2 separate regions of the Homo sapiens genome follow, and region 1 is linked to region 2. A link is an interaction called in ENCODE POLR2A ChIA-PET data of the cell type or tissue named here. Cell type or tissue: GM12878. All regions are shown on one strand. Links, peaks and the distances in the headings refer to the core of each region. The heading gives the core; the rest is flanking DNA.

What was found. Peaks named below come from ENCODE experiments on the same cell type or tissue, not always from the same donor. Only the 100,000 strongest peaks of a DNase experiment are listed, where the experiment ranks them.
Region 1: POLR2A ChIA-PET joins it to region 2 with 9 read pairs; 15 of 35 experiments call an interaction of 5 or more read pairs at or near these places.

What each region holds. Positions count from the first base shown.
Region 1 is chr17:4,319,643-4,322,459 of GRCh38, reverse strand. All of the region lies in intron 1 of UBE2G1 (ubiquitin conjugating enzyme E2 G1), which reads left to right. Among named protein-coding and RNA genes, the nearest start is that of UBE2G1, 46 kb to the left of the region's middle. In GM12878, for the core only: no CTCF peak of the experiment used is centred there; no DNase peak of the experiment used is centred there.
Region 2 is chr17:4,371,701-4,374,517 of GRCh38, reverse strand. No RefSeq gene overlaps it. Among named protein-coding and RNA genes, the nearest start is that of UBE2G1, 6.4 kb to the right of the region's middle. In GM12878, for the core only: no CTCF peak of the experiment used is centred there; no DNase peak of the experiment used is centred there; H3K27ac peaks cover 954 bases.

The DNA.
Region 1 (2,817 bases), core at 124-2,623, 52 kb after region 2:
AATAAATAGTTATTTGAATTAGAGAAATATAATCTCCTAATGCCATCTTAGGGAAGAGTTTGAGGAGGAGTTCAAGGCATGATAGGAAGATACAACAGAGGGTGAGTTAGTGTCAGCAGATCACAGCTACTTTGACATAATCACACCTGTTGTTCCCCTTTGGAAGAAATCTTGGATTGGACCTGGCATGGTCTGCTGCTTACATTATTCTTTCTTTCTTATGTCAAGAAGTGGGTGGAGACTACTTAGAGGAATGAGGAATCAACACCATCTTAATATGTGTTTGTGAGTAGAACATCTTGTATTTGTATTACCTGTTCCAGTTTTTAACTTTGTGCATTTTATGTGAATCCACTTCTTATACTTCCATTAAAAGTAGTTTAATACTTGGTCATATGTTAGAAACCTGTCATTCAGATTGTTGCATTTCAAAATGTAGACAAAGCTGTCATTCTGACTTGTTTGGCTTTTGAGTTTCATACCACACTTAGTCCAATCAAAATATAAAAAAGAAAAATTATGTTGCTAATTTTCAAATTTCAAACTTTTGCTTTAATTATAATAAACTTTATAGACACACATTTGAATCGCACACTAATAGCCTAGGAAAATTAGGGGTTTAAATGTAAATATTGCCTTCATCCCTTAGACTCTAAGTAATAGCAACAAACATTGGGCAAATTGGCTGGGTTCACCTGTAATCCCGGCACTTGGGTGGGCAGGGTTGGGGGGCGAGCTCAGGAGTTCAAGACCAGTCTGGGCAACGTAGGAAGACCTTGTCTCTACCAAAAATACAAAAAAAAGACAGACATGGTGGTTTGTGCCTGTGGTCCCAGCTACTCAGGAGGCTGAGGTGGGAGGATTGCTTGAGCCCAGGAGGCGGAGGTTGCAGTGAGCCATGAACACACTACTGCGCTCCAGCCTGGGCCACAGAGTGAAACTCTGTCTCCAAAAAAAGAAAGAAGGCCACAATGCTTAAAAAGCCCATCCAAATAATCAGAAAAAAGAGAATCACTCAATGTAAAAAAAACGGGGTGGGGGAATAAAAATATGTAAATGCACCAAAGATAAATTGCCAGTGGCAGAAGGATGCCCAGTGTTAGCCAGCAGTAAAAGTACCCAGTGTTAGCAAGGCTGTAGGGAAATAGTTGCCTACAGTGTTTCTGGGATAATACATTGAAGTAAACATTTTGTGGCTTGATATATATGTTCCTTTGACTTACAGTTCAGTTTATAGTTTATATTCTAGATATACTTCCACAGATGTACAAGGAGAGTGCAAAGTATTCTTTTTAAATTAATTTTTTTTTAAGATGGGGTCTTCCTCTATTGTTCAGGCTGGAGTGCCATGGTGCGATCATAGCTCACTGCAGCCTCAGACTCTCCTGGGCTCAAGAGATTTTCCCTCTTCATCCCCCAGAACAGTTGGGGCTACAGGTTCACACCGCCTGGCAATGGCAGCATTGTTTTTTCTTTTTATTTATTTTTAAAAAGACTTTTAAATATTCATAATTTCTTTTTTTTACTTTTTGTTTTTTTCACTCCTCTCAGCTCATACCTAGGCAGCATTATTTATATTTGAGGGGGAAAACGAAAAGAGGTATGGTGGTGGGAACGAGTTATCTAGTGTTCAGACTATGCTAAGTGGCCATCAGTTATACAAGGATGATTCCATTTCTGTATAGTATATGGTGGTGTAGCCTAAGTCTGAAAGAATACACAGCAAATTGTTAGCAGTGGTTGTCTTTGGAGAGCAAGAAGGTAGTGTCTAATGCCTTCTATTTTATTTTCCTATGTTACTTTAGGATACATGGCCTTTTTTCATAATTTAAAAAATCAAAGTACATAAAAGAAAGTTGAAAATATTCTACTACTTAGTAATAACAACCACCACCTACAGATGTCTCCCAACGTTGGGCATCCTTGCATCCACCTTTCAGTGCATGCATGCGGGCTGAAATCTGAGGTTGTAATAGATGTGCCATTTATATACTTTAAGTTGCAAGTTGCATATGAATGACAACCCAGCTAAGGTAATATTGAAGAAATTATTGACCTATAGATAGACATTTATCGCAAGAAGAGATTAATTTCTAAAAGAGTCCTAAAGTTGAGAGAAGAAAATCTATAAAAACCTCTAAATAGTTTTGAGACTCTTGATAGAACCCACTGACTTCCTGATGTCCAGGATGAGGGAATAAACACATATGTATTCCTTAGTACCTCTCTCCCTTTCCCTCCATTCCCTTCCCATTTTCTAATCATAAATATAGATATATTTAGTAATTGGTTATTCTTTTTTAACATAGAAATCCTGATAATGTAAAATTACGACAATACAGAAAATAACAATGTAAAATCCTGACAATGTAAATTTATATATAAATCCTGATAATGTAAAAATAGGACCAATGGCAACAAGAAAATAATACACACACACACACACGTGTGCCACTTGGCAATGACAGCATATATTATTAAATATATATATATAAAAGCTTATAGCATTCATGGTGGTTTGGTTTTATTTATGCATTTACATGGGGTTGGTAACTACACTGGTCCCTTTCACCTGCGTTTTTCTGTTACTGAATTCTTTATTTTGATTGATTTCGCAGCATTTAATTCAAAAAGTACCATTTCTTAAGTCCTTAAAGTTTACAATACATGTAAATGTGTATTACCATCTTATTTGGACTTCCTGTTTGGGCTTCTCTCTCTCTCTTTTTTTTTTTTCGACACAGGTGCCTAGGCTGGAGTGCAGCAGCATGCTTACAGCTCACTGCAGCCTCGACCTCCTGGGCTCAAGTGATCTGC
Region 2 (2,817 bases), core at 147-2,646:
TTTTTATTTTTTTTGAGATGGAGTCTCACTCTGTCACCCAGGCTGGAGTGCAATGGTGCGATCTTGGCTCACTGCACCCTCCACCTCCCAGGTTCAAGTGATTCTCTCACCTCAGCCTCCCGAGTAGCTGGGAGTACAGACGCCTGCCACCACACCTGGCTAATTTTGTATTTTCAGTAGAGAAGGGGTTTCACCATGCTTGCCAGGCCTGTCTCGAACTCCTGATCTCAGGTGATCCACCTGCCTCAGCCTCCCAAGGTGCTGGGATTACAGGTGTGAGCGACAGCACCCGGCCTATTTTTAATTTTTTTTTTTTTTTTTACAGATATTGTCTTACTGTGTCACTCAGGCTGGAGTGTGGTGGTGCTATCATAGCTCACTGTAGCCTTAAACTCCTGGGCTCAAGCCATCCTCCTGCCTTAGTCTCCTGAGTAGCTAGGACTACAGGCATGCGCCACCATGCCTAGGTAAATTGTTTTCATTTTTTTGTAGAGAGGGAGTCTCACTATGTCACTATGTTGCCCGGGCTGCTTTTTTGTTTTGTTTTTAAACATCATTACACATTCTCCCCAGGAAACCTAACACTGACCTCTACAAATTTATGTCTGTAGCTTTGGTCTCTTTGCTGAGCTTGTCTTATTAGCATATGCTAATGTGACACCTCTGATTGGATGTCTAATAAACAAACAAAACATAACTCATCCAAAATAGATGACTTGGTATCACTCCAAACCCTATACTCTTCCCCATTTTGAAATCAAACCAGTTATTCCAGAAGTCATAAACCCAGGAATCATCCTTGATTCTTCCCCTTCCCCCCACCCACATTTATTAGCAAGACCTTTCCATTTAAATTTAAAACTGTATTTCAAATCCTTTCCCATTCCACTCTCCTGACAAATTTTATCATCCTTGCTCCTATTCTGGTTCAAACCATCAGGAACTTTGCCTTATCTTCTGTGATAGACTTCTAACTTGTCTTCTAGCAATGTTTTCTCTTTTATTTTTTTCCCTCTTTTTTTCTTTCCATTTTTTTAAGAGACGGGGTCTCACCATGTTGCCCAGGCTGGTCTAGAATTCCTGGGCTCAAGCGCTCCTCCCACTACAGCCTCCCAAAGTGCTGAGATTACAGGCGTGAGCCACTACACCCAGCCCTCTTTTCAATAAATTACAAAATGAGATTTAAAAAATGTAAATCTGGTGGCCAGGCACGGTGGCTCACGCCTGTATTCCCAGTACTTTGGGAGGCTGAGGCGGGAGGATTACAAGGTCAGGAGATTGAGACCATCCTGGCCAACATGATGAAACCCCGTCTCTACTAAAAACACAAAAATTAGCTGGGCGTGGTGGTGGGTGCCTGTAATCCCAGCTACTTGGGAGGCTAAGGCAGGACAATAACTTGAACCCAAGAGGTGGAGGTTGCAGTCAGTGCCACTGCATTCTGGCATGGCAACAGAGCAAGACTTCGTCTAAAAAAAAAAAAAAAAACGGCCAGGCACAGTGGCTCACACCTGTAATCCCAGCACTTTGGGAGGATCAAGAGTCAGGAGATCAAGACCACCTTGGCTAACACGGTGATACCCCGTCTCTACTAAAAATACAAAAAAAAAAAAAAAAAAAAATTAGCCGGGCGTGGTGGCGTGCACCTGTAGTCCCAGCTACTTGGGAGGCTGAGGCAGGAGAATGGCATGAACCCGGAAGGTGGAGCTTGCAGTGACCACTGCACTCCTGCCTTGGCGACAGAGCAAGACTCCATCTCAAAAAAAAAGAAAAGAAAAAAAAAGTAACTCTGGTGGGGCACAGGGACTCACGCCTAAAATCCCAGCACTTTGGGAGGCTGAGGTGGGTGGATCACCTGAGGTCAGAAGTTCGAGACCAACCTAGCCAACATGGTGAAACCCCGTCTCTACTAAAAATACAAAAATTAGTAGGGTGCGGTTTTGCACACCTGTAATCCTAGCTACTCAGGAAGCTGAGGCAGGAGAATCACTTGAATCCAGGAGGCGGAGTTTGCAGTGAGCCGAGATCACGTCATTGCACTCCAGCCTGGGCGACCAGAGTGAAACTCTGTCTCAAAGAAAGAAAGAAAGAAAAAACAAGTAATCCAGATCACTCTCCTCCGAAGGCTTTTATTTATTGCAACTAAATGAAATTCTGAACTCTTCACTGTGGTCAACAGGGTCCTCTGAGATGACACCTGCCTGCCTCTCCCACCTCCACTTACAGCCGCTTTTTCATTAGGCTGTAATGGAGCTGCCCATCCATGCTGATCTCCTTTCTGGCCTTTTTATTATTTTTTTAAATTTTAAATTTATTTTTTATTATTTAAAAAAATGAGACGGCTGGGACTTGCGGGCCGTGGGGGAGAGGGTGGGGTGGGTCTCACGATGCTGCCCAGACTGGCCTCAAACTCCTGGGCTCAAGAAATCCTCCTGCCTCAGCTTCCCAAAGTGTTGGAATAACAGGCTTGAGCCACCGCATCCCACCCCACCCTTTCTAGTCTTTCTTTGTAGCAGCTGATAATTCTCAATTGAGAGTCTTTCCTACCACTGGGCTTTAGCAGTAACCATTTGCTCTGCCTGGAATGCTCGTCCCCAGAATCATCAAATGGCATATCCTGTTTGTAATCTCATTCTAATTAAAATCTTTTCAAAGGCCTTCCCTATTTTATCTAGAACAGACCCTATTCCTCAGTTGTTCACACACCCTATTCATTTCCATCTTATCACTTATCATAATCCAATGCTGATTTTTTTTTTTTTTTTGGAAACAGGGTCTTGCTCTTTTGTCCAGGCTGGAGTGCAGTGGTGTGATCAT